Linked DNA regions of Mus musculus: region 1 is linked to region 2. Evidence: chromatin contacts called from ENCODE Hi-C or POLR2A ChIA-PET data. All regions are on one chromosome and are shown on one strand. Each heading gives the region's core, a stretch centred on a gene start or an enhancer-like site at or near the end of the contact. The rest is flanking DNA. Distances are from core to core; before and after follow the strand shown. Region 1 holds the start of Csf2 (colony stimulating factor 2 (granulocyte-macrophage)). Region 2 holds the start of 4933405E24Rik (RIKEN cDNA 4933405E24 gene).

What was found. Hi-C counts contacts between places; a loop is a spot of excess contacts on that map. ChIA-PET counts read pairs that join two places held with the same protein, here RNA polymerase II (POLR2A).
Region 1: a loop to region 2 is called in a map of Patski, with 2.1 times the contacts of the local background. The contact joins the promoter of Csf2 here to the promoter of 4933405E24Rik in region 2. A Hi-C loop is called at or near these places in 1 of 37 maps with a recorded cell type or tissue (Patski). POLR2A ChIA-PET finds 5 or more read pairs at or near these places in 1 of 5 experiments (Patski).

Annotation. Positions count from the first base shown.
Region 1 is chr11:54,247,778-54,254,361 of GRCm38, reverse strand. Csf2 (colony stimulating factor 2 (granulocyte-macrophage)) reads left to right here and starts at 4,463. Exons shown (of 4, transcript NM_009969.4): 1 at 4,463-4,901; 2 at 4,999-5,040; 3 at 5,799-5,924. The coding sequence starts at 4,752. Gm12223 (a long non-coding RNA gene) reads right to left here. Exons shown (of 9, transcript XR_003949549.1): 5 at 1,052-1,106.
Region 2 is chr11:54,211,238-54,217,915 of GRCm38, reverse strand. It overlaps 4933405E24Rik (RIKEN cDNA 4933405E24 gene), which reads left to right and starts at 4,628. Exons shown (of 3, transcript NR_045506.1): 1 at 4,628-5,086. All of the region lies in intron 3 of Gm12223 (a long non-coding RNA gene), which reads right to left.

The DNA.
Region 1 (6,584 bases), core at 3,214-5,713, 37 kb before region 2:
GGCATCTCTGCAGTGACCTGCAGAGGTCTCCATCCCCTCATGAAGATGAAGGTCGGGCACAGAGAAGGAAAGTAGTTTTAAGCACAGTGGCCAGGTCTGAAGACTGGTCTGAGTCTGCAGCTCTGCATCCAGGACGATGGAGGCTGATGCTTCCTGGGGGGACTATGAGGGATTTGGCAGCACTCTTGCCGGGATGTAGCAGTCTAGGGTGTGGAAATGGGTGTGTGTTTGGGAGGAAGTAGTGAGGAGCTAGTGGCCCTAGGGGTGGGATGTCCCCAAGGACTTCTTCCTGCCACCTGCAGACAGGCACTCTGAGGACCCTCTCAGTTTATGATCACCTTTTATGACTTCTTTTTGCACTTCAGCTGGAGTGGTACAGGTGGGCCTTACCCATATGAGGGATCATAGGGACTCTAGGAGGTGTTGAAAGGACATTGACAGCTGCTCTGTGTGTGTGGGGGGGTGGGGGGGCAGCATTGCCCAGAGACAAAGATCCTGTGAACATTATTTAAGGCCAGAGCCTTCTGGGATCTGAAATCCAGAGAGACAATCAACATACCCGACAGACAGGGGCTCCAGGAAAGAGTGAAGGAGCCTGGAAGACCCAAACAGCTCTGTGAATGGCTCCTTCTAGGACCCTGTCCTGATGAAAATATAAAGCAGCAACCACCGCTTTGATTATGGCCCCTCAGCTCCTGAAGCTGGCAGGTGTCAGAGCCAACCAAGGGTCTGCAACTCCCACTACACCTAGGGTTGGAAGAAGGGCCCTTAGCACTTCAGGAGGTTAGGATGGCTTCTCCCCTCATTTCTCCTTTGGTCTTTTCCCCATGCACTCCCAGAGATTCTTTCAAGGGGCACAGATAAAGACAGTGTCCCCTCTGGGTGCCTGCTGACCTCTCAGTTGGAGATAAGGCTTGGGGCAGAATTGAGGGGTGGGACACATTCCTAACCATGGAGGGAGAATTCTGGGTAGAGAATCCCAGGCAGTGGAGGGCATTGTGAGAGGCAGGCCCAGTGCTGCTTTCATGGGTTGTGTGCCCATAGGACTTACCTGACTATATGGGCTTGGCATGGTTTCTAGGTTCTGGGGAGACAGCAAAGAAGCCCTAAGAACAAGAAATAAAGCCAAAGAGGAGGTCTTACTATACTTGATCTATTCTCAAAAGCTGGCATTCCAGCATAATCCAGTTCACGCAGCTTGTACGGTACTGGAACACCCCAGTGACCTCTCAGGGTCTCAAGTGCTGGATCCATATTGCAGTAATTAGCCAAGCATTCTCAGACAATACTGGCTTTTTCTTTCCCTTATCCAGTCTAGTCTGGCTGACACCCCAAACCTTACTGCTTGCCTATAGTTTCCTCACTGAAGCAAATAATTACTAACCTAGCTGGCTTCCCTGGGACAGAGACAGACACTGTCATTCTGTCTGCCCCATACCCACTTCCCATGGTTGTTTGTTTTTTTATGCATATCTTCATTGGCCCTCTCAACCATGTGCCTATAAATCTAGGTCTGGTTGTCCCTGTCCTCTACTCCGTGGGGCTACAGGCATGAATTCTCTGAGAGCTAGGACCATATTATATAGCCTCCTGGAGGCTTAGCTGAATGGATGCTACCCTCAGGTCCTCCCCGATTCATCAGAGCTCACCAGTGCCAGGGACCTGAGGATACCCAGGCAGCTGAGACAGAACTAGAAGGAAAGTTGGCCTTTTAAAATAGATTGGGGTGGGTCAAAGACAGAGAATGTGGAGGGGGTCACTCAGGAGTGGAGACAGAGAAGGCTAGAGTTGTGGCTCTATGTGCCTAGAGTAGCAGGGAGGGAGTAGGACCACCTTCTCAAGGACATACAAGCCACCCAGGGTGTTGAGCTGTACTGTGGCTCTCAAAGTGGGACAAGACTCCACAAGCTTTGTCTCTGGGTGGAAACCATCTCTCTACTTCACTACATCTGTCCAGAGAGATGCTCCCAGAGGCTGGGACAGGACAAGGGACAACAGTCCTTGGACATTCCAGAAATTCTGGCTCTTCTGCCAGGTTAGGACTTCCCCAGGATGGGGAAGGTATCAGAATGCTGCCTCCCTCTGGGAAAAATCTTTCTATAAACTTTCCAACAACAGATACAGCATCCATCAAGTGGATGATGCAATGGAGCCTTTGGAGGGGTACTTTCCTGGGATATTCCAGAATTCATGGTGGCTGAGTAGGGAGAAAAGAGCCCAAGCCTGGGGTATAGTGATATCTAGATAGAGGGCAGAATATGCTAGGAAAATTCTCCTACAGCTCCAAGATGTCCTTGGGACAGTCACAGGCCACTCCTGCCTTCCCACCAATAGAGCTGCCCTGATGGACAAGTGTGTTAGGTCCACCATTTTCTGGACTAGGCAGGTGGCCAGAATTTGCTGTGTGGCCCATTCCCCTAGAGCAGGAGAAAGCATCCATGTATGGACTGAGCTGCAAGTGGTCTCTTAGATCTCAGACTCCATTAAGGACGAAGGCCTCCCTGAAGAATGTTGATCATCAGGATGGGTCAGACCATCTTAAATGCTCATGTGTCTGTCCCGTGGGATGAGAGGGACTTTGGGGCCCATTTCCTTCCCTCCTGGTGTTGACTTCCTCTTGTGATAAAGATCCTGGGGCAGCCACACGCTTCTGGTTCCCCCAGGGCCCATGTCAAGGGACACTCCCCGGAAACTCCTTCCAGAGGGTTCTCTCCTGGCCTTGTGGGCTGGGAGGCCAAAGAGGGGTCACTCCACCCATCTGGTCCCCACCTCCGCCCTGCCACAGCCCCACTGAGGCCCTTGAGTCAGCAAGGCTGTCTGATGCTATTGCCGCTTCTTTCCATGCGTGCAATCTAGGAATGCCTGCCCGTGTCACCGCCTCCACCCTGATGTCATCTTTCTAGGAGAAAGATACATATCTACCCACAAACTGCATCCCCAAGCCCTTAGAATCCTGCCCCATAAGTGACAACTTTGGCACCTGTAGACCATATCCTTGACGTGAGTCTTGACTCTGGGGCCTCTGCTTTCCTCTTAGCCACCACCCTGCCACACGCTTGGGCTAAGACGAATGCCTTTAGTTCTTCAACATGGCCATTCTGGCCCCCCAGTCTCTCTTTCTACATGATTCCTGTGGTCTTGTCCTGAGTTCCACCTGTTATCTGACCCTCGAAAGCCCTCACTTCTGTCTGGTTTCATCAGTCCACTGAATCAGCTTCTTGGGCCCTAAAGCATGTTTCTTGGCTAGGGGCCCCCTCTCATATCAAGAGGGCACCGCCAGAAGCCCAAGGGTTCTCACAAAGCAGGCAAAACAAGTGTGGCTCATGTTAGATGCACCCTTATGTAAAACCTCCTCCACCTTGACATGTTCCTATGAGTACATATATATCCAACACCACCAGCATACACACATGACTGAAGAGATACACATATGTATCCCCATGGTCTCAAACTTCCTGTATAGGAAGGCTTGGGCCAGATCCCTTGGGCAAACACAAACTCGTGCCGTCTTCTCCAAAAGCCATTGTGAAAATCAAACACTTGTTAGCCCCTTGAGACCATGCTGCCTTTCCAGAAGCAGTTCCTGATTCCACAGAGAGCTTCTGGAGAGGGAGGTGGGCTGGAGCAAGGGGCTGTGCAACAGACTAAGCCTGGGAGAACTTGCCAGGGAAGCGGGGGTTGGGGCGCACGTGTGTGTGTGTGTGTGTGTGTGTGTGTGCGCGCGCGTGTGCGTGTGTGCGTGCCTGGTTATTGTGTTACAGCTAGTTACTATGTTACAGCCAGCCTCAGAGACCCAGGTATCCCATAATGGTACAGATAGCAGTAATGTGTCCTTTTTGAATGGCAGGCTGCTCTGAAGAGGGTAAAGAGGCTCACATAACTCAAAGGAAGAGTCGCTTGGCAAAGGGGGAGGGCAGAATCAGCAGTCAAATGGGAGTAGCCTTACCTGCCCCAGCCAGAAGCTCTAGCCATGCTGTGAATTTTTAGGATTGAACATGCCTTTGTAACTGGGATTGTAGCAGTCAGTTGGGATGGTATCATAAGAGAACATGGTATAGTCTGCCTGGCTTCTATACCCATTGCTGTCATTCTCACTGCTCCCAAGGTGGCAGGGGTGGGGCTTGGCTGGGCAGAGTTTGCCCAGAATGGTCTCCTCAGTGGGAGTCTGTGGAGACCATTATAGAATTGTGTCATTGGGCTGGACCTTATTTAATTAGATAATGAGGTGGACTTGTGAGAAGTGTATATCTCAGAAGGTGGCTGGAAAGAGAACGGGCCAGGACTGGGGCTGGAATGAGCCACCAGAGTAGGTAGAGCTTGCCCAAAGGCCTCCAGGAACAGCAGGTGCTATGGAAGCAAGAGCCCCACTCAGTATCTCCCAAACCCCGCCCCAGCCACTCCAGGCCAGGAAATCCAAATATGCCTGGAGGCCCCTCAAAAAGGAGAGGCTAGCCAGAGGCTGGGTCAGACTGCCCAGGCAGGGTGGGAAAGGCCTTTAAAGCAGCCCGCAGGTGGGCTGCCAGTTCTTGGAAGGGCTTATTAATGAAAACCCCCCAAGCCTGACAACCTGGGGGAAGGCTCACTGGCCCCATGTATAGCTGATAAGGGCCAGGAGATTCCACAACTCAGGTAGTTCCCCCGCCCCCCTGGAGTTCTGTGGTCACCATTAATCATTTCCTCTAACTGTGTATATAAGAGCTCTTTTGCAGTGAGCCCAGTACTCAGAGAGAAAGGCTAAGGTCCTGAGGAGGATGTGGCTGCAGAATTTACTTTTCCTGGGCATTGTGGTCTACAGCCTCTCAGCACCCACCCGCTCACCCATCACTGTCACCCGGCCTTGGAAGCATGTAGAGGCCATCAAAGAAGCCCTGAACCTCCTGGATGACATGCCTGTCACGTTGGTGAGTGAGGGAGAGAGTTGGGTTGTTCCCAGGCCACCCATTGGCCCTTGTCTTGCCCTGCCTTTCAGCTTGGTAACACGGCACTTCCTTTTTACAGAATGAAGAGGTAGAAGTCGTCTCTAACGAGTTCTCCTTCAAGGTAAGCTGCTTCTCTTTTGCTCTTCTCTTTTGGTGTAGCTTCCCGGGTTGCCCTGCAGGGCTGCTTTAAATAGCCTCTTGCAAGGCTTTCTACACTCTTCCCTGCCAGTGGCTGCCAGCGGGAGGGGGCAGAATCTGGGTAGTCAAGATCTCTATATCCATTCCTCTGTAGCAGTCACGTGCACTCTTTTATCGTCCAGAGCCATGCCCCTGTGGCAGTCATGTGCACTCTTTTTATCAAGTGAGCAATAAGTTTGGGCAGAGCTAGCTTTCAAAGGTCAGAGGTCTTCAGGGATTGATGGGAGCATGAGAGTCACTTTATGAGTTGGCCTTGTTGCCTTCAAGTTCTCTCTGTGCCCCGTGACCATGGAGAGAAGGTATTGATTATACAGGGGCACAGAGGGTATTGATTATACAGGGCACAGAGGGGCTTTTGAAATAGTGCTTCCCCACACAGAAGTTTGGGCTCTGGCCATCTCCTTCTTCTAGAATGGCAGCAAGTAGCCTTTGCTTACAAATTTTTTTTTTGGGGGGGGGACAGCACTTGGAACTGGGAACCTCTATGGTACCAGACTATAAACATGGCTGTGGTAGCTGAGGTGGCCTGGACCAGGCAAGAAGAAGGGCAGTGCTCAGGACAGTGTTATGACTAGCCCCAACCTGTACCACTTGGTGGGAGCAGAAGGGAGTAGGGAGAAGTTAGCTTGTATTCTATGGACACTTGGCTTTTGCTTATCAACAAATGGATGCTTCCCACAGAAGCTAACATGTGTGCAGACCCGCCTGAAGATATTCGAGCAGGGTCTACGGGGCAATTTCACCAAACTCAAGGGCGCCTTGAACATGACAGCCAGCTACTACCAGACATACTGCCCCCCAACTCCGGTGAGTACACAGCATCAGGGCCCCAGGTCTTAGTCTGGGAGGGTGCGGCCAGTAAGGAGAGACTTCTGGCTGTAGCTGTTCAGGGCCCCAGTAAGTGGTTTCTGTATTGTTAGATGTTTCCTAGGAGCCCCCCAAGAACAGGCCATAGCTCCTATTCATCCCTAGACCCTAAGCTGAGAAACAGCAGAGAGCCCACTGCTCTTCCTAGGAGGAACCATCTGCCCATGTCACACATGCCATTGTCAGTCATGAGGTCAGAGGTGAGGCAAACCCAAGGAAGCTCAGGGCCTGCCCAAGCCCAGGAGAGCCAAGAGCCAGCACCCAGATGCCACTTCCTGGCAGGACTTTCCTGTAAGGATGCCTGTATTCCATGGATACAAGGAGGAGGCTCCTAGAATGGGCAGACACCCCAAACATTCCTATTTCCTTTCCTCATCAAAGACAGTGAGCCTTGTGTCTTTTTAGAGGTGAGGAGATGCCTCAGGCTGGTTGCTTGCTTCTCGGTGGGAACCAAAGAGGCAGACCTGAGACAGTCCTTCTGTAAGGGCACAGTCCCTGGGTGCCATTGGCAGAGCTGTGCATGCCTTAGGCAGCACACGGGCAGCTATAGTGTCACCTGATCCTTACAAATGGGCTTCTGGCCTCTGAGTTCTCAGCAGC
Region 2 (6,678 bases), core at 3,379-5,878:
GCAGTTGACCTGTGGGACTTCTGTTTCCATGACAACCAGGGATCATTCAGGTGTGGTCCTATCTCCAGCTATTCCTGTATCCTTTGCTAGGTTCGATAAACAAGTCAACTCTACCATGGTCTTATGTTACTGAGAAGGGTATTGGCTGTGGTCAGCACTGTCAATTAAGGCGTGGATGTGTGAGAAACTGAAAAGTATGCCTACCAAAGGTTTTAGTCATGTCAAGAGCTAGCCCAGCTGTGTTGTCTCAGAAACTTCCACACCAAGGCAGATACTCGCTTTTCTCAGGGCAGGTGGCGGTTCTCGGGTATCCTCTCAGTCTCTGAATAATGGTAAATGTGGTTTGTACTCCACTTACCACTATTCACCTGCCAAGCCTTCCTCTGAACTGGCACTGGGCACCCTGCCCACTGAGTGCAGCTCCTGCCTCCGCAGACGGTTGAGCCATCCTCCCAAGTTCCCCTGCTGAGAAAGCTTTTCCCTACAGAGCAGGCCAGTGCGCTGAGACTAATTTGCTTCCCAGACCACTCCTCTGACAGATACCAGCATGGAGCGGTACGTTGGGGAGGGTAGGTGGGTACCTTTCATTACTTTCACAGGCACTGTCAAGGTCCTCTCTGTTTCTAAGCAGATAGCATATTTGGCCTGCCTCAGTCCCTCCAGAATCAAGGCAATGACCTAGGTCTTTGGAGAAAAAAAAGTTTGACTTTCAAATCAACAACCAATAGCAACTAGGAAAAAATGTTCCCGTCCTTTGAGCAAGTCACTTGACTGTCCCTGTGGGTTTGGGGCTGGGTGGCTAAACACCTAGGTATGGATTAGGAAGGAATAGGATCAAATGTCCCTCAGAAGCACCAGGGAGCGCAAAAACTGGGCTGAGACCCTCTAGGCACTGGGCAGGGTGGATAGACCAGACGAATTCTCAGAGATCTGGGTCACACACAGGTGAAGTGCCCCGAGGAACCAGGTCTGACCACAGGCTATCACAACCCTGTCTGTCTGATAGGCAAGAGCTCTGAGCCCAGGTGATTTGCTCAAAGTGTCTCCAGGTATTCCAGGTCTACTGGCAATACTTCAATTTTCAGGTTTTCTCTCTCAAACAGAGCATCCCCTAAGACAGGCTACAAGCTGGTCCCTTTAGCTTCCAAGTCCTTAGACGACACACATTTGTCCTTGGTAAACTCAGTAGACGCCATTGCACCCACAGTCCGTGAGATGGTGAGGGTGAAGTGCTGAAGAGAATGGAACAGGGTGTGGAGCCAAAGATGAGGGCAGAGAAGGCCAGATGCCTCCCTGGTTCCTGCCTGCCTGTGGCTGAGGAGGCTAGGCTACAGACTCTCGGAGCCATCCTCCACACTTTGAGCCTTCTGCAACATAGGGGCTGGGGGATAAGGGGTGGGGCAGGGGTCACTTTTGTGACTAATAACCCAATCATGGAAAATGACAGTTTCCTGAGCCACTCGACCAGAGGTAGCCACATAACTCTTTATGATGTGGCCAAAAATTCCTCCTGCCACCACAGCCCTAGAAAAATGGGTCAAAGACATCTTCTATGGAACTCTCCAAGCGGGGGCTTAGTTCACACCATCTACTCCTGTGTCATCGACCTGCAAACACTGGCGCTGTTTTGACAACAAGGTCATGTTCCCTGCAGTGAGCTCACCCTTGACTCGGAGTCAGTCATCAGTCCTCTCCTGCTTGTTCCTCCTTGGGGGAATGATTAGCTATGGAAGTCACAAAGGCTGTCTGGTATTTGTCTCTGGAAATGTGTCCATAGTGTCTCTGAGGTCTGCAGGGGTATCTAATCCGCACAAGACACTTACAAATGGCTGAGGACGATGTTGGCCTAAATACCTGTCATCTAAGATGGCATACTCTCTCTTTCTGTGTGTGTATGTGTGTGTTCACTGGTGGATGTGCATGTGTGTGTATGGCATGTGTGTGTATGCCATGGGTCAGCAGGTGGAGCAGTGGCTATCAGCCTTCCTAGAGCTGCGACCCTTTAATATAGTTCCTCATGCTGTGGTGACCCCCAACCATAAGATTATTTTAGTTGCTACTTCATAGCTGTAATGTTGTGACTGTTATGAATCAATCGTAACAGAAATACTTTTGGAACTAGGGGTTTGCCAAAGACCCACAGGTTGAGAACCACTGAGGTTGAGTGTGGGTGTTCCTCACCAAGGCGCTGTCCACCTTGTTTGTGTCTCCCTGTCTGGAACTCACCTATTAGGCTAGGCTGTCATCCCCCAGTGCTGGAGAAGGGAAGTGCATATGTCAGCACTCCTGGCTTATCTTCACATGGGTCCTGGGAATTGAACTCAGGTCCGCAGGCTTTAGCACTTTAGCCACTGAGCCACCTCGGGTTTTTGGCACTAGGCTGCAGTTGATGGCTGGCTGCTAGACCCAATGTGCATGGTGCTTTCCCCCTGAATATCAAGCATCCCATTGGCAGCAGGGTATGGTACATCTTGTACCTGGTTTGCATTCAGTGCTAGGATGAGCTGTGGATCCTGGGCCACCTCTCCCAGCATGCTGAGATTTAGCTACTTCCCAGATATTGGGCATGGCCTTCTGTTGCAAGTGTTGCGGTGGAAGCCATAGGAATAAAGCAACAGATTGAATTGGGTTTGAAGCTCAGGCTTGTGCTGACTCATAGAGGACCAGCGTGGAAGTGAGCAAGGGGCCCCTACTTTCAGGCAGTGGTAGACAGAAAGTGCTTAGCTCTGAGAGCTCCAGCCAGTAAAGGCTCAGAACCAGCATTCCCCCTGCAAACAGGGCTGGGATCTCCAGCATGGACATCCCACAGGTCTGAGGAGAAGTTGGCTCTTAAAAGCTGAGGATGGGTTGATCTAAATGCCAGCTACCCAAGATGGTCCAGAAGCCTCATCTGATCTCTGGCTATGGCTGGGTAAGGCTGATGGCCTTGTCCTGACAGGACCCTAAGAAGCCTCTAGTCAGTCTTTAGTAAGGGACAAGAGGTCCTGTGTCTGCCTGGCACAGTGCCGGGCTTTTGCTGACTCATAGAACTCTGCCTAGAGCCCAAGGCCCAAAACAATGATTCAGGCAGCTCGGAATCCAGGGAAAACCAGCTTCGCTTTCCACCAGAGAGACCAGCCCAGCTGGGCATGAGCTCACCGGCCAGACAGTGACAGGGACAGTGGGAAATTGCCCATCCTTTATAGGCAAGAAGAAAAAAAAGGCTGAGTTTTCAGCTGAAACATTCTTTGAAAACCCCATATCAACCCATCTAAAATTAGCTTTCGGCATCTAAATCACTTCCTGTTACAGAAACCACAGGCCCAATGCTTCAGTCACCGCTCTGCCTGCTAAAAGGGGGTGGGGGCCCGTGATGTATTAGTGCTGCACACCAAAAACTGTAATGATTCAAAGGAGACATGGAAATTGGGAGCCCCTCTCCCTCACAGCATAAGGACTGTTATGCAAGGTCCATGTAGGCTACTGCTGCGGCAACAAGGGTACAAACATGTACGTGCACAGCACGCATGTGGGCACAGCCAGACTCACATACTGATGGGCACGGAGCAGAGCCTTCTCCACTTCTCCAGAAGAACTCCCACAGGGATGGTCTCAGCACACCTCTACCATGGTTCTTGTCTTTTATTTGTGAGACAGGGTCTCTCTATAGTCCCTGTTCGTCCTGGAACTCACTATGTAGACCAGGCTGGCCTCGAACTCACAGACACCTGCCCTGCCTCTGCCTCCCAAGTTCAGGGATTAAAGACGTGTGGCACCAAACTCATCTGCTGTGGCTCTTCTAAACACAGGATGCATGAAGAAAGGAAGGCAGGTGTCTGGCCTGTTTCTGTGCCTATAGTTCTGTCCTGACTTCTCTTAAAGGTTCTAACAGGCTCCAAAGAAACAAGGTTAGCTCTGTGCTTAGCGTTTGGTCAGCCACTGCCAAATGTTTCCTGGGTAGGGGAAGCCAGGTGGGACATGGGCTAGAGACATAAAGCAAGTCAGAGGCCACCTCTGCATGTAAGGAGCTAACGTGGAGGCAGCCATTTGAATCTCAAAGCTCTCCAGAAACCTTGCAGGCTTCAGGTCTGGACTGCAGGTGCCAGCAGCTGTGACAGATGAGCAGCCTAGCCACGCAAGGGAAGCTGATATGTGTCACAAACCTGGTGAGCTTCAGTCAGTGTCATGCGAACTATGAGGGAAATTGGGCATGCACCTGATTGTTTGATTATGTTTGCTGCTGTTCTAGGACCCTTAGAACTCACCGTACAGACTTCCACTGTACAGAAGTTTCTCAGTAGATGCCTATGAGGGAAAAAAAACAGAGATGGAAGACTGGATGATGTTAGCACTGAGTACCTACCAGCTCCCTACCTGGACACACAAGGCAGTGTATCCCTCAGCAGTGCCTCTACAGTGGGGCTGCTGGGATGCCAGGTACCTGCCTGCTTCCATAGGAATGATCCAACTGGGTGGCCTTGGTGGCTTCATCTTGCAAGTACAATGGCTGGCCTCGGTGAAATCATCTTTAGCGTGATAGAGGCCTGGCATCAAATGGGAGTCTTCCTATAATGATGACAGAACTATGCCCATTATGCCCCTCAGCACTCTATGGTAAAGAGACCCAGCCTCCAGGTAACTGGGTTGCCAGGTGACCATGCATACTCTCACGAGCATGGCTTAGGCATTTCCTAAATATTTCAGGTTACTGGGAAGAAAAATCCAATTGAACATTCACAAGGCCTCAGCTTGGGGAACTAGGTATTCTCAGGCCTCCACATTTGGGTATGCCTGGCTAGAACTAATGGAGAACTTTCATCCGAGGATATGGGGGATCAGGGAGAGTCCAGAGTTCCTCACAGGCTGTTGGGATGACTGTGAAGTTAATGAAGCAAGGGGGATTATCAGCACTGGAATGGCTCTTGTCTGGCTCAACAAAGCTAAATGAGGGTCTTCAAAAGAGCTGAGATCCTGGGGGTGGTCAGCATCCTTTTACAGAAGAGACTATTTCCACATGCCTCCTTTAAGTTAAGCCCTAACTAGTCACCGAGAAGCCAATGAAAACATAACCGTGTCCCTCTATAATCATATGTTCCACTGAAGACAAGTAAGTATAAGGGTTTGTTGTTGTTGTTGTTGTTTAATAGGCTCTCCAGTAGTTCAGGCTGGCCTCAAACTCACTATGTAGCTTCAGACAACTTCGAACTTCTGATCTTCCTGCCTCCATCTCTAAAGTGCTGGGATTACAGAGGTGTGTGTCACCATACCCAGTTTATATGGTTGGGGAGATTGAACCTGGGGCTTTGTGCATGCTAATCAAGCACTCTTACCAACTGAGCTACATCTCCAAGCCCCCAAGATAGGTAATTATAATACCAAATTGTAAGTACATCTCATAGGGAGAGATGGGATTCTGTGGGTACACGGAGAATGTATATGCAAGCCAGTCTAGGGGCAGGGTACAGTTCTGGTTGACTGTGATAGAACTCAACAGGAATAAAGTATCACTAAGCTGAGTGAAGAGATCAAGAGATTATGGTCAACTGGTTGTATACCTAGAGTTCAGTGAAATTTGACTATGGAAAATCTTCTAGTGTCATTTCCTACAGTAGTGGATAGATTTTTAAAATGATACTGGCAACAGAGACTACTCATCCGGAAAACACTGCATACCGCTGTTGGGTTTTAGGTAGGGTTGAGTGATTCGAGGGAACTGAGATGGGCTACTGGGGAATAAGGAGTCTATTAGAAGAGATAATGATGCCATGGACAGACAGAAAGAGGGTCAACAGCATGGGGGGAGGTCCAAGGAGTATTTAGGCCACAGCATCAGAGACAGGCAGCATGGTGGAGTCTCTGAAGAGATTCAGAGCATACATGGCAGAGGAGAGAACCTCTTCTTTTCCATTTTGAGGAGTGGAGAAGGTTCACAGCAAAAGCCTATATATAGCCAGGCTCTCTGATTCCCCGGCAGGAGGCAGTGAAGTGGTGGGGTGTGGGGAGCAGGGTGTGGTACCCCCTTCCATGTAAACTTACTACCCAAGGACTCACATTGTCTCAGGAGATGCCTGGATGTATCTATGAGAGGCCTGTGCGAAGGCTGGATTCCAAATACATCCTTACAATTAAGACTGTGATGGGTACCCTTTGAGCTCCAGGATTATATCAGCAAGCTACAGGGATGTAGTTAATAGTGCAGCCTTAGAAAAGGTGCCAACTAGGGCAAGACAATACTAGTTATCAACACTGTTGTTCAAGTATGACTAGTAGGGTCCCCACCTTTGCATTAAGATATGAAAAATAGAGCTGGAGAGATGGCTCAGTGGTTAAGAGCACTGACTGCTCTTCCAGAGGTCCTGAGTTAAAATCCCAGTGACCACATGGTGGCTCACAACCATCTGTAATAGGATCTGTAATAGGATCCTCTTCTGGTGTGTCTGAAGACGGCTACTGTGTACTCACATACATGAAATAAATAAAAATAAATCTTTAAAAAATATGAAAAATAGGTATAGAATATTAAAAGCAAATTTTTATTTTAGATTGCTGGTTGTTCTGAACCTGTGTGTGTGTGTGTGTGTGTGTGTGTGTGTGTGTGTGTGTGTGTGGAGTGGTCCTTTCACAGGGGTCACATAGCAGATATCTTGTATACCAGATATTTACATTATGATTAATAACATTAGCAAAATTACAGTTGTA